Regions from separate parts of the Mus musculus genome. Here all the other regions are linked to region 3. The links are chromatin loops, found by intact Hi-C in ENCODE. Cell type or tissue: heart. All regions are shown on one strand.

What was found. Hi-C counts contacts between places; a loop is a spot of excess contacts. Peaks named below come from ENCODE experiments on the same cell type or tissue, not always from the same donor. Only the 100,000 strongest peaks of a DNase experiment are listed, where the experiment ranks them.
Region 1: a loop joins it to region 3, with 6 times the contacts of the local background. A loop is called at or near these places in 29 of 42 quality-filtered maps.
Region 2: it touches region 3 in a loop (5-fold over the local background); 14 of 42 quality-filtered maps call a loop at or near these places.
Region 4: it touches region 3 in a loop (4-fold over the local background); 5 of 42 quality-filtered maps call a loop at or near these places.
Region 5: it touches region 3 in a loop (11-fold over the local background); 9 of 42 quality-filtered maps call a loop at or near these places.
Region 6: a loop joins it to region 3, with 32 times the contacts of the local background. A loop is called at or near these places in 6 of 42 quality-filtered maps.

The regions. Positions count from the first base shown.
Region 1 is chr5:142,366,094-142,370,093 of GRCm38, forward strand. Gm31068 (a long non-coding RNA gene) reads left to right here. Exons shown (of 2, transcript XR_377177.3): 2 at 932-1,107. Among named protein-coding and RNA genes, the nearest start is that of Gm31068, 2.4 kb to the left of the region's middle. In heart, CTCF peaks have their summits at 1,682 (motif pointing left) and 1,892; a DNase peak (open chromatin) is centred at 1,258; H3K4me3 peaks cover 2,027 bases; H3K27ac peaks cover 2,015 bases.
Region 2 is chr5:140,845,778-140,849,777 of GRCm38, forward strand. No RefSeq gene overlaps it. Among named protein-coding and RNA genes, the nearest start is that of Gm30804, 5.0 kb to the right of the region's middle. In heart, a CTCF peak has its summit at 1,591 (motif pointing right); no DNase peak of the experiment used is centred here.
Region 3 is chr5:142,446,826-142,450,825 of GRCm38, forward strand. It overlaps Foxk1 (forkhead box K1), which reads left to right. Exons shown (of 9, transcript NM_199068.2): 3 at 1,862-2,018; 4 at 3,416-3,562. Among named protein-coding and RNA genes, the nearest start is that of Ap5z1, 15 kb to the right of the region's middle. In heart, a CTCF peak has its summit at 1,515 (motif pointing left); DNase peaks (open chromatin) are centred at 1,466 and 2,036; H3K4me3 peaks cover 616 bases; H3K27ac peaks cover 1,092 bases.
Region 4 is chr5:141,239,740-141,243,739 of GRCm38, forward strand. It overlaps Sdk1 (sidekick cell adhesion molecule 1), which reads left to right and starts at 1,795. Exons shown (of 45, transcript NM_177879.5): 1 at 1,795-2,353. The coding sequence starts at 2,110. In heart, CTCF peaks have their summits at 1,579 and 1,785; a DNase peak (open chromatin) is centred at 1,642; H3K4me3 peaks cover 4,000 bases; H3K27ac peaks cover 2,967 bases; H3K27me3 peaks cover 641 bases.
Region 5 is chr5:142,317,150-142,321,149 of GRCm38, forward strand. No RefSeq gene overlaps it. Among named protein-coding and RNA genes, the nearest start is that of Gm30998, 44 kb to the right of the region's middle. In heart, CTCF peaks have their summits at 2,352 (motif pointing left) and 2,559; a DNase peak (open chromatin) is centred at 2,352.
Region 6 is chr5:141,983,308-141,987,307 of GRCm38, forward strand. All of the region lies in intron 14 of Sdk1 (sidekick cell adhesion molecule 1), which reads left to right. Among named protein-coding and RNA genes, the nearest start is that of Gm52792, 150 kb to the right of the region's middle. In heart, a CTCF peak has its summit at 1,861; a DNase peak (open chromatin) is centred at 1,884.

The DNA.
Region 1 (4,000 bases), 81 kb before region 3:
GGAAGGCACACACATGCAAAGTGAGTGAATAAAAGCTCAATTAAGCCGGGCATGGTGGCGCACGCCTTTAATCCCAGCACTCGGGAGGCAGAGGCAGGCAGATTTCTGAGTTCGAGGCCAGCCTGGTCTACAGAGTGAGTTCCAGGACAGCCAGGGCTACACAGAGAAACCCTGTCTTGAAAAACCAAAAAAAAAAAGCTCAATTAAAATATTAAAATCACCCTTTCTTCTAACAGTAGCCGCTTGACATTTTTCTGTATTCATCAACAATGCCCTCCACCAGAGTAGAAAGAAAGTCCGTGCAGAGGAGACTCCTTACCTGTGTGGGTCACCTGCTTCCTTGCAAAATACCTAGTGTTTAGCAACCAGGGACATGTGTTTATAAAATGGACACATACCAGAGAAGACAGAGAAGGATGGCTGCTTCCCTAGGCTAATGTCAGGGACATAAGAGACTTAATCTAACAGGGCCTGAAACCTGGTGCTGGTTAGAGCTGGCTGGAGTCACAAAGTGAACAGACCAATGTCCGCTTAGCTCCCAGAAAGAACGCATGGTATCCACAAGACCCAACCTAAGAAATGAAATACATGCAAGACACTTCACAATGTCTCTTGCTATAGTCCAATCTAGCCTTTAACTTAATGACCCTTGTGCTTCTGTCCCCCAAAGGCTGGGATTGCAGGCATGCACCACCTGCTTTATGCAGTCTTGGAGTGCACACTAAGGAAGCACTCTCTTCACTAAGCCACGGCCGGGACACCTTAACCGATTCTGAGCACAGTCTCGTGGCACAAAGCACATTCACAATGTTCAACCAACACCAACACCCAGTCCCAGAACTCAAGGCACTTCGCAGGTGTTAAACACTTTCATTTTCTCCTTCCGAATCCCTGAGGTCTCTTTCCTACTTTCTGACTTTTACCACTCCAGGAACCTCATATAAGCAAGTTCTCACAGGATATGTCTGGTCTTGCCATCCTGCCTCAGCATCCCGAGCTACTAGATTACAGGTGTGTGCCTCCTTTTTTGCACAACGTCCTCAAGGCTCATCGCATAATGTTAATTCCCTCCCACTTTTGAAATAAAACACATGTAACATGAGCGTCGTTCCTTGTGCTGCACTCATCGGATTCTTCACCGTCCTCAGCTGCCAGTTCACAGTGTCCACTGGAGACACTATGGTCAAAAAAGGTAGGCAGGATCCTGACTAGTGCCCCTTCCGGGCCGCACTTCCCAGAAGAGTCGCCGGCACTGCGTAAGGACGCACTGGGCGGGGACAGGCACCCGCCGCTACCCATCCTCTGCGCATGCGCGTATGCAACCGTCGGTGCGCATGTGCGGAGGCTCCGTTCCCCTGGGTCTGAATCCAGCGATCCGCGGTTTCGCTCCCACCGGGAGTTCTGTTTATAAACACACCGCGCGACCGGCGGCGAGGGGTAACCCTAAGTCAGTGAGGTCGGAGGTCAGAGGTCAGTGGGCACCGGGGCGCAGACGGAGAGAACGGCTTCCGCCACCCACGCGGGCTGTGGGATGGCTGCCTGGACGACCCTACCACAGCCCCCGGACTGCCGGGCGCCACGTGGTGCGCACGTGGTCCCGCGCGGCGGCGCGCCCCTCCCCCACGGGATCCGCAGTGCCCCCTAGTGGCGCCCGCTGCCCTCCGCGCATGCTCGGAGGGACGCATCAGGCGTCTTCCGGTGTCCCGGCTGAGCTTGCACGCCGTTTTCTGACCCACGCGGGGAGAGGGAACAGTGGTCCGCGATCACAAGCGTGGCGGCTGCTGTGTGGTGGGCGGGGCCTCAGGGAAAGACGTGACTTGCCAGGGATGGATGAGTGGATGAAGGAGCACGCATTCTGCGGGTAGGGGTCCGGAAGGTCCAGGCAGTAACCTATTCCACACTCAGGACACAGTCAGTCATAAATGAACGGTTCAAAGAGGAAGTTATTAAAACATTACAGGCGCTTTATTATAGCACTTAGTCTTCGAGATTGTGTTTATGAGAGCCTACTGAACACTCGAGCTGCTGTCCAGGCACCTAATGCTGATTGTTAAATAGCCGGCTGGTTCTTAAGTTGCTGCCTTTGTAAACTTTATGCCACTATACTAGTATTTGAAACATCTATTTGTCAATTATTGTGATGGTCAAAAGACAACTTACTTGAGCCAGTTCTCTCCGTCTACCATGTAAGTCCGATCACCAGGCACCTTTACCCACTTGAGCCTTCTCAGCGGCCCTTTGTACCCTGTTCTAAAAAGATTTAACGAGATAAACAAGTATTCTGGCTTGGTAATACACCTGCAATCCCAGCACTTGGGAGGCTGAGGCAGGAGGAGGTAGAGGCTCAGGAGATTCCAGAGGTAAAACAGCATCACATGTCTGGAGAAATGGCAAGTTAGAAGATTGTGAAAGGCCCCTCCTCAGCTTTATAGCATTAGGAAACAGCTGCTTGGGGAAGAGACTGGTCAGCTGAAACTGCAAGATTTCTCAGAAGGTGGAGCTGCCTGCTACTCATCTAGATGGTCTGAGTTTTCAGTGATGGCATCTGTCTTGTAAGTGACCCCAATAAAAAACTCATTGGTTCACCAGATTGCAATTTGGTATGGCCCTTGATTTGGTCTGTTGTAGATTCCCTTTCTGAGGTGAGTGGGCACACGTGTGTGTGTGTGTGTGTGTGTGTGTTACGTCTCCCTAGAAAAAGTCTGTCATATAACATTATAAAGCCCCTCTAATTCCACTGGGAATCAGATAATTCCACTTTGGGTCCCAAATGGGAGAGGCACAATGGCTGGCATTTTGTCATAGAGGAATCCCATGAGGCCTCCCTGCACTGGCCCCAGTTTTTTACTTAATCCACAGAACAGCTCTCAGCAGGCAGCGTGGACCACTGTGATCATCACCACAGACTCATTCTCTTCCCGTTTTGCAGGTTGGATATCTTGGGGTCCGAAGAGTTGGCCCCACTGAAGCCTGTCTCTTGGGCTGGCATTTGCTCTTTCCTCCCTTTATCCTCACAGGGTCCCCCTCTGCCTCCCAATCCTCTTATACCAGGAAAATTGAATTAAGTGGTGACATCATCTTTCCTGAATCACTTCTGTAGAGACCCTATCTCCAAATTTACTCATATAAGTAAACTGGGAGTTTAGACTTGGGTCTTGCACGCGCTCAACTGGCCAGGAAGAACGACGCTGCAACAGGATCCTTCTGCACACGTTTATTGGGAGAGCATTGATTGCATAGGCCAAAGAAGAAGAACCCCGAACAAGGAAAATGATGCTGCTTATATACCCCTCCATGTGACGTGTCAGCTCCTGATTAGCTGCTCACTCATCATCCCATTACTACGCCCCGGGATAGGCAGTGACTTGGCACGAATTTACTCTTGCACCTGCGCACATTACTTGTTTACCAGTTAGGCACAGCAGAGGCTCATGATGGCAATTGCTCACGGCTCTCCACACTTGGGCATGCAAAATTTGAGCCAGGCTCAGTGGCACACACCAGCTACTCTGGAGGCTGAGGCAGGAGGATCACTTGAGTCCAGGAGTTCTGTGCTTTCCTGAGCAGGTATCCCCACTAATCAAAATGGTAACCTCCCAGGAGCAGAGAAGCACCAGATATTTTAAAGGAGAAATAAATGGGCCAAGTTGGAAACAGAGCTGGTCAAACTCCCACACTGATCAGTATGCAAATTTTGGGCTGAGATGGTAGGTCAGTTAAAATGTTTACCTTACAAAGTTGAGTCCCAAGTTCAAGCCCCAGAGCCCACCTTTTAAAAGCATCCTGGTGTTGTGAATCATGGTTATAACCCCTCGCTGGTCAACCTACTATAACTGACAAGTTCCAGACCAACAAGAGACAGTCTCAGAATAAAAGGTAAGTGGACAGCAGCTGACAAAGTACAGGAGACATTCATTTGTATTACATGTGGGCTGGCGAGGCTGCAGGTGAGGTTCTCAGTGATTGATAAGGAAGGGCCCAGCCCATTGTGGGTGGTGCT
Region 2 (4,000 bases), 1.6 Mb before region 3:
CTTTCATCTCACTAGCTCTTCATTTTAGTTTTCAATATTTATTTAGGGGTGGGGAGAGCACTCACAGCATGCATATGGACATCAGCAGACAGCTTTCAGGAGTTGGTCTTCTCCATCTCCCATGTAGCTTCTAGGATCTAATTTAGATCATCAGCTTGGTGGCATGTACCTTTACACACTAAGGCATCATGCCAGCCTTCGCTTTAAAGCTTTGAGTTAGGGTCTCATGTAGTGGTCTGGGGTGGCTTTGAACTCACTGTGCAGCCCAGGAAGATGTTTGTAATCCTCCTACCTTAGATGTAGCTGGAATAGTAATTAAGCCTGCACTTCCAGGTTTAGCTTCTGTGCGGTTTTCTAACAGCAAAGTTGTATTTTACTTTTTCTTTTTTCAGTCAACAGTTAACTTGCTGCTGTGCAGAATATCTGTCTACTATGAATCTCTGCCTTGAGGTTAAGGCCACATCACACACATGGTGACATCACAGGGAATCAAGTATTCCCTGGTCTCCCTGATCTCTGCCACCAACTAGTCGTAGGAACAGGTTGTACTCGAGCTCTTTCCTAGTCCCGTGAGATGGTGACAACTGGTGACGTCGAGAACGTGACACCCACTTGAGGCAGTGCCCGGAAGCATCGCTGTACACTGGGAGATGGTGAAAATCCAGGTCCTCTTGTTCAGAAGAGCTGATACTGGGTTGTTTCCATGAACCAGTGGAGTATTCTGAGAACCAGGCCTCTGGGCAGAGCTGGGGATGGAGGCCAGCAGATCCTACCCATGCTGGGGCTGCAAGTGACCTGGGCAGAGGGGACGGCCTGTTCCTGGCAATGCTGGCTGGGCACTGAGATGTTTCAGGGCCCAGGGATGAATATACCATGTGTTTGCCACTTTGATCTCTGTGGGACACATAGCAAATGGTTTCCCTTTCTCAGATGGTGACTCACTTGCCTTTGAGCCTCGTCTCCTTGTCCTTTCCAGTCCAGGCTTCTTGTCCCTTTCCTGAGGCCTGGACATTTTTGGTTTAGTTGATTCATGATCCTCCTGCCTCAGTCCCCAGAGTGCTGAGGTTACACAGTTCTGCCACCATGCCAGGCTTGAGAGTATCATCTTTCTGACAATAAAACACTGTCTGCATGTGTAGATCTGCGTTCACGTGCTCCAGAGCTCATGTGGATGTCAGAGGACAACTTTTGGGAGTTTGTTCTGTTCTTTGACCATGTATGTCTTAGGGATTAATCTCAGGTCTTCAGGCTTGGCAGGAGGAGTCTGTACTTACTGATCATCTTGCCATCCTGAAAAAGTACCTACTATGTACACACTCATTTCCCATTCTCTCTTAGGTGCACGTTCTGTCATGATGTTCTTCCAGCTATCCCTCATGCTGGGCACTCAGTAAATGCTGGAGGAATGAATGAGTAAATGAATGAATAGCCTTCTGACTGGGAGAGGATGTGGTCTCACACCTAGGCATCCTTGCCAGGTCCTCAGGCACCAGCGAAATTCCTGCTCCCCTCACTGGTGGCCCAACTTTCCCCTAGAGAACCTTGGAGGAGTTGGGGAGTCGCTGGTTGAAATTCTATTTATAACCACCAGAGGTCGCTCACGCCACACACAGAAACTGCTAAGCTCTGTTGTGTCCTGGGCACTGGGAGAAATCTTTTCTGAGTTCTGCTTGCAGCCTGCTGTTTGTTCTCATTAGCACCTACCTAGGTTTGCTCCCCCAGAACCTGACAGGTGTGACCAGCATCTTAAGCACTGGGCTAGACAGCTGTAGATGAGAACGCTACAGAGTCTACCCCCACCTCTCTCTCTGTATAAGTGGGGAACAATGAGGCTGAGACTCTCTGGCATCATCCAGCCACCACCCATCAGATTCGGCCTAGGCCTCCTGAAAGACCAGCTGCACAGGGCCATTCATCAACATCAGCAAACCTCCCAGATTGAACAGTAGTCCTCAGCTGGCTCTGGGGGAGCAAACCTGTCCCATCCCCATCTCTCCCAGGGGCCTAGTCCAGCTACTTGTGCTAGGGCTTAGCTTACAATTCAGGCTTCAAGCCTCAGGAGCCCCCTCCAGGTATTTCTCAGGCTAGGTTGTCCTATCCAGCCTCCAGCCGATATAACTGAAATCTAGAATATATTCCAACAGGGTTGGAGAGATGGCTCAGAGGTTAAGAGCACTGATTGTTCTTCCAGAAGTCCTGAGTTCAATTCCTAACAACCACATGGTGGCTCACAACCATCTGTAATGGGATCTGATGCCCTCTTCTGGTGTGTCTGAAGATAGCTACATTGTACTCATCATATATATCAAATAACTAAATAAAATAAAATAAAATAAAATAAAATAAAATATTCCAATAGCCAGGGAAAGTCCAGAACTTCCTTTTTTTCTCACACCCTGCCCTAATGAAGCAGAGTTTATCTATCTATCTATCTATCTATCTATCTATCTATCTATCTATGTTTTATTTGTGGTTATAACTAACCCTTTTGTCCATGTCTCAGCCCTCTCTTTGGCTATAAAGTCAACACCTATTCTCTGGGGATGTCCTGACGCTCCTGTTTTCCTGCACATCACAGGGCCATACCTGCCTGTGCCCAGTGTAGGCCAGGCAGGGGCACAACCTAACTTCTTATCCTTATTTTACACCACTAACTGATTGTGACTTTGGCCCTTGCAAGTCTCTGTCCACCATGAACTGACAGGTGGGACTCTGAGGCCTGGGAAGGTCTGGAGGGACATTTGTGTAAGCTCTGTAATGGCGTGCGAAGCCGGCAGAATTTAGAGACCCCCTAGCTAGTTTCACTAAACCATTTCACTGGGCAGCTGGAGAAACCGAAGCTTGGGAGCCTGAGGAGAGAGGACACTGCCCACCATTACTGTATCTATTAATACCAGGTTGAGAACTGGGTACTCTGTGACTATTAGGCCTCTCCCTCGACTGTACTGCTTGTGTGTGTGTGTGTGTGTGTGTGTGTGTATGTGTGTGTGTGTTGTAATTTATGTTTTTCATGTCTGAGTGCTCTATCTTCATGTACACCTGCATGCCAGAAAAGGGCATCAGATCCCATTACAGATGGTTGTGAGCCACCATGCACCATGTGGTTGTTGGGAACTGACTCAGGACCCCTGGAAGAGCAGGCAATGTTCTTAACTTCTGAGTTATCTCTCCAGCCCTGTATTGTTTATGTTTAAAGCCTGGCTCAGCCAGGCAGGCCTAGGACCAAAGACTGCTTTGAGAATGCTGTCTAAGCCTTTTCTGGTCCTCTGACCCTTCTGCTTGGGCTGGCTGGCTTCATGTTCCAGGACAGGCTTGTAGTGAGAGCTCCATCGATAGGCAGCACCTCCCAGATGCCTATTAGAGACCTGGATTCTGGGGCTGGGGAGATGATAGCTCAGTCAATAAAGCACTTGCCTCACAGGCATGAGGACCTAAGTTTGATTTCTAGACCTCATATAAAAAGCAGGGCATCATGGGGAACACTTCTAATCCTGCATTGGGGAGGTAGAGATAGAGCAGCCAGTTTAGCTCAATTGGCAAGTTTCAGGAACAGTGAGAGACCCTGTCTCAATAAAACAAGGTGGGAAGTGCCTAAGAAATGATACCCGATGTTGTCTTTGATCTCCACACACCTGCATGACATGAACATCCCCCACACCCCACCCACATCCATATTTCCAAGAAATGCAGAGTCCCAGGATCACCAGCACCTTCACATTCAGAAGACTGGAGGGAGAGAGTCTGAGGCTATGCAGGTTCCAGGCTTGCCCTCTGTCCTCATTCCCACGGAAGCCTGAGCAGCACCATCCATCAGCCACGTGTGACCTCCTCATTCCACACGTGTCAGACTCCAGCCAAGGTTTGTTCTCAGTGTCACAGCAGAATAGAGGAGTGGGGTCTGCTTTGGTTAATCTTGATTGTTAAGTTGAGGGAACCAACTAAGAGACTTTCCACTGGCTGGGCCGTTACCATAGTGGATTAACAGATAGGAGAAGACCTT
Region 3 (4,000 bases):
AGGGTCTTACTGTCATGCGTTGACTGGCCTCGAACTCACAGAGATCTGCTTGCCTCTGCCTCCTGCGTGCTGACATTCAAGGAGTGCTATGCACAGAGAAAACTGATTTTGCATGTGTGGACACTGGAGTAAAATCGGGATTATATTTTAGATTCAGAATTAAATTCAGACTGGTGTGGTGTGCATGCCTAGGACACACACACACACACACACACACACACACACACACACACACACACACACACACACACACACACACACACGGCCATGCTGGGCGTTCCCGTCCATCCTAGGCTTCATGATAGGAAAAGAGAATCAAATTCAAGCCAGACGTGCGATACACTCAGAAGAATGCGGCAGGAGGATGGTGCGTTTGAGAACAGCCTGAGCTACATATCAAGACCCCCCTTTAAAAAGAAAAAGAACCACAGAGAAATTCATGGTCTCCCTGCTCTAGGCAAGGCCTCTCAGCTTGCCCACCGGACTCTCTGTGTAGCCAAGCCTTGGCTGGGCCTGCGGACACGAGGCGGGGAGGAGGCCACCAGAAATTACCAACAGAAATTACCAGGTTTTTGAGGTGGTCAGAAGGTGAAGAGAACATGAACGCTTAAACTAGAGACTTTAGGGTTCTATGTGGTGTGCACCCCTCCTTCCTACAGAAGGGTCGTGACCCCAGAAGGAGTCCATCCTGCCACCAGGCCTCAGCAAGCTTTTGTTGACCTTGCTGAGACCTGAGCAGCTCTCAGGAAGAGGGAGATGGACCAGCAGCCACCCACAGGGTCACACCCCAGGCCTGAGGGACACTATGCAGGCAGAGGGCAGCCATGCCAGAGAGCGGTGGCCTGACACTTGTCATTTGCAGCCACAGTGTTGGTGGGATGATGTGACAGGCTTCCTGGGTGAGGGCAGAGGCAGGGTACAGAACAGTAACAAGGCCCCCACCGGCTTCAGAGTTGGGTTACTTTTCCTTATTTGAAAGGTTTTATTTTTTAACTTTTATGTTGCATTGTATTTATTTGGGGTGTGGGGGGGTGTGTGCGCGCACGTGCACGCAGGAGTGTGCCTCCTGTCTGCACCACAGTTTACATGTGGAGGTCAGAGGACAGCCTGGTGGGGTGGGGGGGCACTCAGATTCTTCCGCCATGTGGATCCCCAGGGTTGGACTCAGGTGGCCTGCGTTGGCAGCAGTCATCTTCCCATGCTGAGCCATCTAATGGGCCTACTAGAACCTCTCCTATTCACTTAGCTCACTCATCAGCCAACCAGCCAAAGCCCTGGGTTCCAGGTGCTGCTGGCCGGGTTCTCTTATGCACAGCCCACAGCTGCGCTGCCCTAGCGGTGGTAGGTCACAGTGGAGCTGATGGCCCAGGGCTGAGAAATCTATGTGCTTCCTCTTCTGCCAGCCAGCAGACCTCCCCACAACCCGCCTCACCGCCACCCCACTCCCCTCCACAGCATCTGTTTCAAATTCCCTCTTGTGGAGTTACTTGCCATCCAAGCCTGTTCTCGGAGCGCCATCTTGTGGTCACTTTTATGCTAGCCATGCTTTCACAGCCAGAGCAGCGTGCCTTTGCTGAAGCAGCTGAGGCTACTCCTTTCTTGCTTATTAGAACCTCTTGGCCTGGGGACTCGGCTACCTACAGCTTTGGCCTTGGCCTCAGAGGAGTAAAGCTTGTCTGCCCTCTCTTGGGTCCTTTGGTTGTGTTTCTCCAGCTTCCTGAAGCTGATCGCCCAGTGTTGTTGCCAGTAGGGCAGAAATAACACCTCCACCCATCATCCGTGGTGATTTGGAGACAGGGTTCTCACCCAGAGCCCTTCCTCCCAGGGTCTCAGACTGACTGTGTTTTTTTCTTCTCTTTAGTGTCCCCAACTCCTGTCCAGCAAGTCCTCGAGGGGCTGGGTCATCCAGTTATCGCTTTGTCCAGAATGTGACCTCCGACCTTCAGCTGGCCGCAGAGTTTGCTGCGAAGGCCGCCTCCGAGCAGCAAGCAGATGCGTCTGGCGGAGACAGCCCCAAGGTCTGACCTCAGACATGCTGTGGGGACCAAGACTCTAAAGCAAGGGTCCTGAGGGTGGCTCCGCTGGGGTATTCAAGGTTGCAGCACATGGCTGCATTGAAGGATCCGTCTACCTATGTCAGTTCCCAGACGTGAGCTTTGCCATTGCAGTGAGCTGGAGTCCTCTCCCCAACCCAGGACTTCTTGTTCTGTCCACCGCTAGTGAGACATTTTCAGAGTTTAATAGTCTTTAAGACAAATGACACATTTGTCTGTCTTTTCTACCCACCCTGTTCTTTACGTTTTTCAAGACAGGTTTCTCTGTGTCACCCTGGCTGTTTTGGCACTTGCTCTGTAGACCAGGCTGGCCTTGAACTCACAGATCCACTTCCCACATGCGGAGATTAAAGGTGTGCGACACCGCCTGTGCCACTCACCACCCTCTTTTGATGGTACTGGGAATCAGACCCAGGAGTGAGTCTTCAGAGCCTATACCACCAACCCTCTTTTTGCTTTTTATTTTGGGGTAGAGTCTCACTAAGTAGCCCCAGCTGGTTTTGAACTTGTGACTGTCCTGCCTCCACCTCCTCAATAGTTAGGATAATTGGCCTGTGCCACCAGATCAACGACAATTTTTTTTTTTTAATAACTGTGTCTTTGTTCCTTTCTGTCTGGTGGCTGACAGTATGCCGGGGGGGGGAGTGAGAGACTCCAGGATTCAGTGGTTCAAAACCTGATTTCTCTCCAGTGACGTGGGACTTGGGGTGTCTTCTGTTCCTTTCCTTCCTCCATGTGTCTGTTTGCACACACTTGCATGTGTGCAGCAGTGCTAGCCCACACCGTGTCTTTCTCAGCTCTTTTCCACCGTATCTTTTGAGGCAGAGTCTCACTGTACCTGGCGCTTCCCCTGTAGACGTCAGGCAGCCAGTGAGTCACTGGGATTACAGTAACATCAGGTCTTTTATTTCTCACGGGTGCCAGGGATCCAAACTCGGGTCTTGATGCTTGCACGGCAGGCAGGCTCTTTATGCACTTAGCATTTCCCCAGGCCCTTGATTTTGCTTACTGCTTTTTTGAGAGACTCCAGTAGCTGAGGCCAGCCTAATACTCAGACATGCTGCGACCGCATGTACACCTGGCCAGAGGCACTATTCTGAATTCTTTTTGTTGTTGTTTGGGGTTTTTGAAACAAGGTCTCAACCATAACCCAGGTTAACCTTAAAATCAAGGTCCAACGGCTGGGACCAGACGCAGTCCGTCTATTGTCCCATCGTTCAGCGAGCATGGGATGGATGAGGCGGGCCTCCAGGGTGACTTAATGCAGCAGCCACTTTGGTCTGCATTGGGCTTGGGTGGCCTGGGTGGGGGGATTCTGTCCTGCTCCCCAATCGCTGTTTTATGTGAACTCTGCCCTCCAGGACGAGTCGAAGCCACCGTACTCCTATGCGCAGCTGATCGTGCAGGCCATCTCCTCAGCCCAGGACAGGCAGCTAACACTAAGTGGCATCTACGCCCACATCACCAAACATTACCCTTACTACAGGACTGCCGACAAGGGCTGGCAGGTGAGGCCCTGGGAGCCTGGGCAGACTCCGTGCTTCACATAAACCCACAGTAACCCACAGGAGATGCCTGGGAGCTTCCCCAGGTGACATGCAGTGTCACAGTACTTTGTGGTGTTCCAGAGCCATTAGAGAGCTGGTTTCGTTTCGTTTTGTTTCTGTAAAAAGGTCTCATGTAGCCAAGGCTTGCCTCAAACTTACGTACCCAAGGATGGCCTCCTGTCCCCCAAGTGCTAGGACTGCAGGCATGTACCGCCATGCCGAGATTGTGTGGTGTGGGGCTTCATGCATTATGACCTCAACCGCACACACACACACATCATTTCATGCAGCAGCTCCCGTGTGACTTTTGTCTGTGTCAGAGGCGCTGAGGCCTCGGCGTTGCACATAATTGGCACAAGCGGAGCCATTTGACTCCTTTCTTTGTAATTAGCATGCTCT
Region 4 (4,000 bases), 1.2 Mb before region 3:
AGCCCACCAGGTCAGATAAAACTGCTTCGCAGGTACATACTCAACCTCGCCCTGCCCCTGCCCCCACTCCACCCTCCATCTCTGAGCAAGGCAGGGGTGCTTAAAGGAGGAGAGGGCAAGATTTGCACCCTTGACCTTAGAGGTCACTTCACGTTTGTAAACACCAGTGACAGCAGTTTGGTGGGGGAGGTGATGCTGCCTGGACCCTCCCAGAGTCCAGTGTCCCCGCGTCGTGCCCCACCCCCTAGCACAGCAGACATTGCTCATTTATCGTTCTCTTGGCATTTACATAAGCCTGTAAGCTTGTAGAAATCCACATAGTTGGCAACAGAAATTTACAAATACCACCTTCCTCCACTCCTGCCAGAATCCACTTGTTCTCGGGGTGCCATCGCTGAGGGGACACTTCTTTTACCTAGCAACCATTGCCCATTTAGAAGCCCTGCCTCCCCCCGCACCCCCCCTCCCCCGCCCCAGAGAACAGTGAATATTTTAGATGCAGTTTTTATTCCTTTGCTTTTTCATAGCATGTGTAGGAAAGGGCAAAAGGCAGAGACTGGGTCTTCAGATAGAGCTCATAACCCACCAATTTTATCTGGGCGTCAGTTTCCCCACTTTTCCTTAACTGTTAACACAGGCAGATGTGTCAAGAGGCAGCTCAGTACAGGGACTCTGCAAACAGGAATTAGCGCTAACTCACGAGTCTCAGCCCCTTGCCTGGGGCTTTTTGTTAGCAGGGACAATCATCAATCACAAGTACTTGTAAGCTGACACAACACACTTCCTAGGGAGCCAGCCCCTGGCAGGGCACACTCGCTGTCTCTTTGGCCTTCTAGTCATATATGACCTCACTCAAACTCCATCACAAGCTCTCCGATAACTCCTAAAAACGCAAGACTGGACTGTTACCCGCCTCTCTCTCCAGTTTCCCTCTCACAAAAGTCCCAGCCTCTAGGCTCCAGCGTGCTTAGTTCACCCTATAAACTCAGCTAATGGTTACCACATGCTGCTGAGGGTCCGCGCCCATCCCGACCTCTCCACCCCTGCAGACTCCCCAGGCCCTGGGATGTCCGATCCTTGACGCTGCAGGTCCTTCCTCCAAATCCTCCCACGCACAGCGGGAAGTACCCTGTACTGTGGTCCTGCTGGCCACGCATGACCTTGGACACTTCTTCCAAAGCCATGTCCACTCCTCAGAATAGGTTGCGTCTTTGCGCCCCACGGTGCTTCTGATTGCTGGGAATTGAAAACTCGATCGCGCGCCTTTCTCCTTTGCAATGACAGCAACTTGGCTCGGAACCACCCCAGCATCAGAGTCCCTGGCTGGAAGCAGGAAGGCTCCCGGGACGCATGGAGGGGCGTGCCCACTGGCCCTCCGATCCCTAGTCCCTCGGGCTCAGTAGGGACTGCGGTGCCAGGGGGCCGCCACACCTGGTGTCGTCCCACCCGCGGGACGTGCAGCTCAGCCCCTGGGGTCTCCCGGCAAGGGAGCAGGCACCGCCCCGCCTGAGCACGCCCCGCAGACAAGCCCGCCGGGGAAGCGCGTGCCGAGACGGCGCGCCGGCTGCAATCCCCGCCGCGGGTCCCTAGGGGGCGCAGCGGGCGCGGGAAGTCGCTCTGGGCCCGGGCACGAAATTGCAAGCGGGCGGGCGCGGCGAGTTTGAAAACAAGCGAGCGCCGTGGGGGCGGGTCCCAGGCGCGAGAGCCGCCGGGCTCGGCCAATCAGATGCGGGTGGCGGGCGCGGGCGGCGCGTGCGGCCGGGCTGTGAATGGGGCGCGGCGGTCGCGGCGGCCGAGGCGAGAGCCGGCGCGCGGGCGGGCGCACTTTCTCCTCAGCGCCGGGCGGGGGCGGCGGCGGCAGAGGCGGCGGCAGAGGCGTTCTGCTCAGCTCCCCTCACAGAGCGCTGCGGGGCCGGCGCTGTGCGGCTGCGAGGAGCGGGGGCGACGTGCTGGGCATTTCCTCGCTCGCTGACAACTTCTCCTCGACCCGGCTCGCTGCTCATCGGAGCCCGGACGCCGCCCCTCGGCGCTCGCCGCTGCCTCAGCGGGTCTGCGCGCTCCCGCCCGCCCTGCCCGTCCCGCGGCGCCCGGGGGTGGCGGCTCCGCGGCATGGCCCGCGCCCGGCCCTCGGTGGCGGGCGGCGGAGTCGCGGCGCCCCCTGAGCGAGCGGGGCCCGGGCGGCCGCGGAGGAGCCGGACCGGTCACCACTGCGACCCCGAGTGCCCAGGGCTGCGCGCAGCGCCCAGGACCCCCGGGCCGGGCGCGGGCCGGCGGGCGGCAAAGTTGAGGCCGGGCCGCGGGTGGTGGGCGCTGCTGTTGCTCCAGCTGCACTTGCTGCGGGCGCTGGCGCAAGGTAGGTGCGGGCCTGACCGCCGAGACACCCCCGAGGTGGACTTTGTGGGTGCCTCCCGGGGTGGGCTTTAGGGGTGCGCAGTCCCGGGGTGGACTCCTGAAGCGCGCGCCGCCAGAGGTGACACCCCAGGGGTGGACTTTGTGGGCTCCACCTGGTCTGTATTATGAGTGGACATCTCTGAGGTGACTTTGCAAGTGGACACCTATGGGCTGGGCTTCAGGGGTGCACAATCTTGGGGTGACAACCCGCAGTGTACTTTGTGGGTGCTACCTGGGATAGACTATGTTGTGAGTGGGTATATCTGGGCTGAGTTTCAGGGCTGTGTAGTCTTAGGGTCACACCTTTGGGATGTACTATATGAGTGGAAACCCCTGAGGTGACTTTGCAAGTAATATACTTCTGGGCTGAGGTTTAGGGGTACACAATCTTGGGTGACACCTTTGGGTGAATTTTGTGGGCACCACTTGGTATGCATTATGACTGGACATCTCTGAGGTGACTTTGCAAGTGGACACCTATGAGCTGAGCTTGAGGGGTGACACCCTGTGGTATACTTTGTGGGCACCATCTGGGATGGGCTATGTTATGAGTGGATACCTTTGGACTGAGTTTCAGGGCTGCAAAGTCTTGGGGTGACACCTTTGGGGTGAACTATATTAGGGGTGGACATCACTGAGGTGACTTTGCAGGTAGATACCTCAGGGCTGAGCTATAGAGAGTTACACAGTCTTGGGGTGACACCTCTGGGGTGAACTATGGATGCATACCCCTTGGCTGGGCTGTGGAGGTGCACACTGGAGTCTTGGAGTGGGCATCACCTGGGATAGACTGTATTAGGATTGAACATCCCTGGGGTGGACTTTAGAGATGGACACATCTGGGCTAGGCCTTGGGAGCATGAAATTTTAGAATTCACACTCCTGGGATAGACTGAGTGATCATTTCCTAGATTATATGAATACACATGGTGGATTTTAAGGTTGACACTCCTGTGGGGGTATATTCAGCTTTGAGTGGGCTAGGGATAGATATCTTTGGGGTGTACATTGGGGATGGATAGATAGTATTGGAGTAGACAACCCTGAGCGGATCCCTGGGTGCTCACACTTTGGATGGATTCTATAGATGAGTGCTGTATTGAATGAGCATCTTTGGGGTGGACTCTTGGGGTGCGCGCCACCTGGGGTGGATTCCCTGAGGTAGACTTTGTGGTTGTGGCATGGAGTCACCTCGGGGTTGTGGGTGCTCCTCGGCGCAGTGCTTGGAACTTGGCGAGCATTTAGGGCTCCCTACTCTCTGAATCACCTGGCCAGGACTGCGGGTCGCTAGGTCTGGAGGCAGTTAAGGGGTTAATGCGGTGTGTTTCTAATCCGCGTTGCAATCGGAGCGCGCAGATACCGAGTAGCTGAGAAGCTGGAGAAAGCGCCTTGTGTGTTGTGTGTTGCATTTTTCTTTTCTTTTCTTGCTTTTTTTTTTCTTTCTTCTTTTTTAAAATTTTATCGGAGCACTGGAAAAACCTTTAAAGTTGAGCCGTAAGCCACTGTGGCTTCAAAGAACGCCCAGCGCGTCCTATTGCACTGATTAAACATGAGCTGATTCCTATCTGAGTCTGCACCGCAGAGTCTTGTTAACGATGAGTGACATCCG
Region 5 (4,000 bases), 130 kb before region 3:
TAAACTTAGATGTAGATATAAATGTAGATATAGATATAAATATATAGAAACATATATCAGCCTCTGCATCAGCCTCTCAAGTACTAGAATTGCATGTAAGGCATAGATCACCATAAATAACCTATGGTTTTATTTTCAATGTTATTATTGTTACTATTAATATTATTTATGGGGGGGGGGGTCGGGGGCAGAGGTCAATCTCAGATGTTGCTCCTTAAAGTAATACTCTTTTATTTTTAGGGACAGGGTCTCGCACTAGAACCTGGGATGGCTGTTTTTTGACTAGGTCGGCTGGTCAGTGGTCATCATTGCACTACAAGCATGCATTAGTAGTCCTGTCTGGTTCTTCTCAATGTGGATTCTAAGGCACTGACTAATCTATCTCCCAACCCCATGACCATCCCTTTTTTTTGGGGGGGGGGGTGTTTCAAGACAAGGTTTCTCTGTGTAGCCCTGACTGTCCTGGAACTCACTTTGTAGGCCAGGGTGGCCTCAAACTCAGAAATCCACCTGCCTCTGCCTCCCAAGTGCTGGGATTAAAGGCATGCCCGGCCTGACCATCCTTCTTAATGTTCACATAATATTCCTTGATTAACTACACCACAGTTTATTTTCTCCTTTTTTACCACTTAGATTTTTTTTCTAATTTACGCTACTATAAATAACAATGCAATTAACATCTCTATTTCTTCAGCTGGATCCAAATGTCTTATGAATTAACAGCAACTGAACAGGATTCAATTCTGTGTCATTGCTTTTCGGACAAAAACGGAATGTCCTGGTTTCCGAACAAGGAACCATCTAAATTTAGGCTTCTTGACAGAGCTGTGTGACAAGCCGAATAGCAATGACAGAGTCCCAGCAGCACTTTAGAAAAGTCTATTTAGCTTGTTTGCCCTCGTTGAGGGACAGACTAAGTCTCACGTTGCTTCATCTTAAAGTGACTTTCAAGACCGGAAAATTTACCCTTGAAGGGATGTTTTTTTTAGGTACTGTATTTTATTTTTACTTTTTATCTGTGTGTGTACACTGTGTGTGTGTGTGTGTGTGTGTGTGTTCCTGTGAGTAGGGGTGCATGCTTACCATGACACATGAGTGGAGGTCAGAGGAAAAGCTCAGCTGTCAATCATGTCCTTGCCCCTTGGTGGAGCCCAGGTCTCTTGTTTGCCCCGCTGTGTACACCAGGCTACCCTGCCCATATGTTTCCAGGAATTCTCTTGCCTTCCTTCACCTTCCATCTTGCCTTAGAAGTGCTGGGATTCCAGGTATGCACTATCATGTTGACTTTACATGAGCTCTGCCCACTGAGCCATCTTCCTGGCCTAGGGACTTCTCTCTAAGTAGCATCATTTGGACATTTGTTCCTTTACGCAGATGTCCTTGAGCCTGGCTAAGCTCAAGATCGCCCACAAATGCATCCTCCTCGATGTATTTAAATCCCAGTAATACAGTCGCCCTTGGGATGCCTGGAGCTTCAGTTCTGGGACCCTCGGCGAACATTGTGTGGATACGTAGGCCCTGTATAGATGTGATGGTGCTTGTAGAGAACCCATGTCCATCTTCCCACGCACTTGCAGTATTCTTTATATTACTTAGACTAATGCAAGGTCAAGTCTGTGTAAACGGTTGCTAGACAGCATTGTTTAGGGACTAGCAACAGCAGTAACAAAAAAATGGTTGGCTCAGACTCTGTGTGTGTGTGTGTGTGTGTGTGTGTGTGTGTGCACGCTGTGTGCCGGAGAAATAGAGACCAGAAGACAATTGTGTTGTCCAGCTCTCTTCCTTCTTATCTTCCTCTTCTTCTTCCTTCTCCTCCCCCTCCTCCTCCTCTTTTTCTTCTTCTTCCGGCCTCCCAAATGCTGGAATTAAAGGCTCTACCATAACAGTCTTAACTTATTTTTTTAAGTATGTTATTTTTTAAAACTTACAAAATAGCCAGGTGGTGGTTGTACACACCTTTAATCCCAGCACTCTGGAAACAGAGGCAGGTAGATCTCTGTGAGTTCAAGGCCAGCCTCATCTACAGTGTGAGTTCCAGGTCAGCCAGGGCTACACAGAGAACCCTTGTCTCAAAAAAACAAAAAAACTTACAAAATACACATACACACACACAGAGCCCAATGTCCATTCATGTACTTGAGGCACAAGGCACATCTAGCCACAAAGAGATCAAGTTACCTTGAGACATCATGGAGGTGAGCCAGAGGCTGCTCTGATCCCAGCCCCTCCAGCGTCCCAACTCTCCCTAAGTGGTGGCCCCACACCTTAGCCCCTGAAACTGCCCTTCACATAAATCTGGCCAAGTGTCGTCAACAGAATAAATCTCAGGCTTCTACTGCCACCTTGTGGTCACTTCTTGTCAGTTGCCCAGCCTCACGTCTCGGCCCATGCCATAGACCGTGGAATGACCTCACAAACTTAAAGAAAAGGAGGTCCAGAGAGGGTGGTGACACTCCTGGGGTCACACAGTTAGCCATGATGATGCTGCGGCTAGAATTTCACGTTCTTCAGTTCTGTGCGTCTTTGCTTTGGCTTCTCCAAGAAGCCAGGCTCAGACAGTGCCACGACTGGGCTCTCAAGTAGGAAGAAAAGAGAATGGGATAGTGTGCAACTTTAACTATTGAACTATTTGCTCCACTGGCCTGGGCAGGACAGAACAGCATCAGAAGCCACGAGTTTGCCTCTCATTCTCTCGTTCTCACTTTTGCCTGTAGCTACTTGCTCGGGAAGCCAGGGGAGCAAGCATAGGAATCCCACCGGGTCTCACCCTCTCCACTACTCCTTCCGGCCCAAAATGGCCCCAAATCGGAAGACAGATGTGAGGTTTGGATCGGAATGAGACTTATAGTGTTTTCCTACTGCCTCAACTTAGGCAAGGTGATTGCTGCCCGGAATCCATGTCTGCCTCTAAAACAATCCAAGTGACGACTGACCATCAGGAAAGAAAGATCCCAGCTGGGCAGTGGTGGCGCACGCCTTTAATCCCAGCACTCGGGAAGCAGAGACAGGCAGATTTCTGAGTTCAAGGCCAGCCTGGTCTACAGAGTGAGTTCCAGGACAGCCAGGGCTACACAGAGAAACCCTGTCTCAGAAAACCAATAAATAAATAAATAAATCCTTTAATAAAAAAAAAAAAAAGGAAAGAAAGATCCCAGGCTGGCTTGGTCCTCAGCTGACGAGGCTGTTGGGAATTGGTGGCAACTTTAGGACTTCGGGACAAACAGGATAAAGTTAGGTCATTGGAGAACATGCCCTTGAGGAGGACTGTACACACACACACACACACACACACACACACACACACACACACCTGCGCCCTTCCCTCTCTGTTGCCCAATTGCCGTGAGGCGAGCTGACTTCCTCCAGCATGTGCTCTGGCTGCCATGTACTGTGTCGCCACAGCCCAGGATAACAAGGCCAGGCAACTATGGCCTGAAGTCTCTGAAACTGTGAGTCAAAATAGACTTTTCCTCCTTGTACGTTTCTTGTTCTAGGTGTTTTAATCGCAGTGCCAGAAAGCTAACACAGCCCTAGATCTTCTGGTCTAATTACTTACAAGTTGGTCTGGGGCAAGGTTGACTAAAGTGAGGTGTGTTTGGTCAAGAACATTTAGAGTCAGGAAAAGCATTCCAGAAGGTAGCAGAACTGTAGACAGCAGCATGGCTTGGAAGTTAGAGTTAGGGTGGGATTGTGGAAGACCAAAATGGAAGCTGAAGGAGGTCTACCTACCTAATATTCCTGCCTAATTCACCTTACCTAAATGCTTTCATCAATTGTTTAATTGGAAAGTATGTATGCTGTCTTAGTTGGGTTACTTTGCTGTGGTGAAACACCATGACCAGGCTGGCGAGAAGGATGACGGATACATACATGGAGTAGAGATAGATGTTGATGATAGATGGATAGATTATAGATGATAGACTATACATTATAGATAGATGGTAGATTATAAGTAGACGGATGACAGATGAATAAATAGTAGCCAAACGATAGATATGTA
Region 6 (4,000 bases), 460 kb before region 3:
TTTGAGGCCAGCGTGGGCCATCTATATAGTGATGCCCTGGCCCAAAAGAAAAAAATTAATAGACTAGAAAATAGTCACTAGAGTCCTTCATTCCATGCCTGGGTCACTCTTGCTACATTCTCCATCACGTGGCTGCATCATTCAGTCCCTCTCGGCCTCCAGGTCTCCCTCACTCCGGCTCCTTCTGCCTAAAGGAGAGGGCTCTGCTGGTCATCACAACTTTCCGACCCTCCCTCCCTATTCTTCACTGGAGCCATATCCTGCCTCACCCCTGTCGCACCCCTACCACACCCCGGTTACGCCTCACCACACCTCTGCCAAGCCTTGCCATCCTGAGCCTCCTTCTTGATTGCTCCTTCCATTCTAGAGCCATCCTGAACTCTTTGCTCCTGTGGCCCCACCTCTGCCCCTTTTTTCACTCATGGATGTGTTGGGGTGAGCGTATGCCTACAGATGTCCATGCACGTATGTACACATGTGTGTGGAGATCAGAGGACAGCTCAGATGTCATTCATCAGTTGTCATCTACTTTGTTTTTTGAACACAAGGTCTCAAGTTACAGAACTCACCAAGCAGGCTGCAGTGGCTCACCAGTGCGCCCCGGGGGTTCGTCTGTCTTCATTTCCCCAGCACTGGGATAGCACATACAGACTACCACACCTGGCTTGTTATGAGGTCCTGGGAATTGAACTCAGGTCCTCCTGCTTGCTTAACAAGCCCAGTACAGGCTGAGCAATCTCTCCCCTGCTTCACCTCTTATTTTGCTGTCTCTCCTTGCCCTGATAGACTCGATCTTCTCTCCTGTCCCTTATGTGTTGGTGGTCCCTGAAGCGTCAAGAACACAGCCTCCTCATCCAGCTGCTTGACCAATGACTCTGTGTGCCTCTGCTATTCTCCTTCCCCACAGAGACTTGTCAGTGTATCTCTAACTGAATCCTCCCCGAGCCCCAGTCTGCAGTCCAAGGAGGCTACGCCTGGACAGCTTCCATGCTCAGACAAGTCCTCCTGTCTACTGCAGTACTTGTCACCTTTGCCCCAGAACATGCTTCCTCTTAGCTATGTGAAGCTATTTAGGGTTCCTGCCACATTCCCCCCACAACCTACTTCCTTTTACCCTCTCCACAACTGCTGATGGAGTAGGAATGCCACTCTGTCCCATTGTCCTGTGTGCCTCCCTCAAGGCCATTCCTCATTGAGCCACTGGGAGCTGCTGCAGAGCAATTCCTAAAGGGAGCTTGGCTTGACTAAGATCGAAGGTAGGAAGTGTTATGTCCCTTTCCGCCTTTAGGAGGTGCTATTATTTGCGCTGAACCATACACTAGGCCCAGCCAAGGGAATTCCTCCTCTGGAAACCCCTTTATGGGAGCCATAAATGCTCCACGGAGCACTGTGCAGCAAGACAGGGAGCTTGGTTCATAGGATAGGCTACATTATTATAATGTAACCCAAAGGTTACATTGTATCCAATCGCTGGCCTATCTTCTCACCGTCTTGCTATCCTAAGTCTATCCTCTGTAGAACTAGTCGCTTGAGGAATAGATTCTAGGCTGATTAGCATGGGAGACAGTACCATTCATCATCTGGCCACTGTCTGCCTCTCCATATTTGTCTCCGGCCTCTTACTGGTCTGCTTTCTCTGTGCTTCGGCAGCAAGCATTGCTTGCACTTCCCTGAGCATGTCTGAGAATTATCTCTTCCCCAAACCCCCACCCCTCCCATTCCTGACATTCTGTGATCCACTTCTACTTATCAAGTCCTGTCAGCTGTGCCCAGAAAGTGTCAGGGGCACTTTCTTCCTCCCTACTATGTCTTTCCACAAAGATGGCCTAGGTTGTGCTATTCCCATCTTCTCCTCAAGGAGGCGCAGCCACAGACCGTCTCTGGCATGGTAAACACAGTCCCGGCTCCTCTGTGTGCTGTCCGTGGTACTGAACCACGCAATGGGCGATGACAGTCCTTAAGGTACAGTGACAACAGATGGCAATCGTTTTGTTTTGTTTTGTTTTGTTTTGTTTTGTTTTGTTTTTTACTAATCTCATTCTTCAGGTTTGCAAAGACCACCTCCTATGTTTTCAGCAGACTCGTGGTTGTAACCTGTGTCTTCCATCCGATAGCTGCACACGTGTACATATTTTTGATCCCCAGCACAGCTGGACATGTTTTTTCCAAGTTGCTTAGCTTTTTTCTACTTTTCTTGCTGTGATCTGTCAGCTTTCTTTCCCCTATTTTTCTAATGAGGATTGGGTATTTCTTTCGTCTGTCATTTGTGACAAGTCTTTTTGCTTTGGTTTGGTTTGATTTTTTCCAATTTTCTTTTTGCACTTAATTTTTGTAGATTTTATTTATTTATACTGTAATCAGGATTTCATGTATCCCAGCCTGCTCTCAAATTTACTGTGTAGCCAAACATGAATTTGGAATTCTAAACCTCCTGCCTCCATCTCCCACTTGCTGAGATGGCAGACATTTGCCAATATGCCTGGTTTATGAAGTACCGGGGATTGAATCCAAGGCTCAGGGCGTGCTCCCTACCAACAGAACTTCATCCAACCCAGCACTGTGGGTTATTTTTGACAAAGAAGTGTTTGATTCTTATGTAGTTTAGTCTGCTGCTGTTTCTCTTACGTTTTCTTCTAATTGCTTTTGTATTTGGATATTTTAACATTATCAGGTATAAAATAAATATCATAGATTTGCACCTTTATTTTAAGTAGTTAATTTTCCACATATGTAACATATGTAATTCACCTGGAATATAGGCATATTATACAACTTTTTCTGGTTTTCATTCTACACACATGATTTATTGAACAATCCACTTATTTATAATGCTAATTTTTCACATGCTAAATGTTCCTGTTTTTAAAAAAACAACAAACAAACAAACAAAAACAAACAACCCAGACTTGACATGGTGACACATACCCTTGATTTCAGCACTGTAAAAGGGAAGCAGAGGCAAGAGAATCTCTCTGAGTTGGAGGCCAACCTAGTCTACATAGCAAGTTCTAGGACAGTCACAGCTACATAGTAAAACACTGTCTCAAATTTAAAAAAAAAAAAAAAAAAAAAAAGGTCTGGGATGTATTTGGACCTAGTTGGTCATCATCAGGTGTCTTTGGTTGGGGGGAGGGGGTGGTTTTGTTTGTTTTTCTACTTGTAGTTCTTGTAACATTTTAATGTGTTTTAAATACAATGACTTCCCTCATCCTCCCAGATTTTACTATTTCTCATCATGAGAAAATAGAACTATTGTGTGAAATTGCAAAAAAAAAAAAAAAAAAAAAAAAAAAAAAAAAAACAACAACAACAAAAATACAACAAAAAACAATTCCACTGAGGAATAACACTTTGACTTTGACTGGGCCTCATAATGTCCTCCTGCCTCCGTTTCCCAACTGCTTGGATTGCATATGTATGTGACTTACAGATGTATGTGACTACGTCTGTCTGGGTTTCATTGAGATTTTAAGGAAGGAGTTAAAGCTGTGCTGAGTTCTATGAAGACTGACTTCTTGGTTGACCCATCTGCCCATCCAGAGGGTCCTGCACTACTACTACTACTACTACTTCTTCTTCTTCTTCTTCTTCTTCTTCTTCTTCTTCTTCTTCTTTTTTTGGTTTCTTGAGACAGGTTTCTCTGTGTAGCCCTGGCTGTCCTGGAACTCACTTTGTAGACCAAGCTGCCAGGCTGGCCTCAAACTCAGAGATCCACCTACCTCTGCCTCCCGAGTGCTGGGATTAAAGGCGTGTGCCACCACGCCCCAGCTGGGTCCTGCACTTCTGCATTCACTCTCAGGATCGCTTTCCAACCCCTTTGAGTCAGTAGCCAGGAGCATTCTGCTCTTTCTTTCCATCAAGGTTGTCATTGCTAAGGCAGAGTTTCTCACCCTGTAGGTCAAACTACCCTTTAACAGGTTATCTCACAGCAGATATCCTGCATGTCAGAAATTTACATTACAGTTCATAACAGTATCAAAATTACCCTTAGGAAATAGCA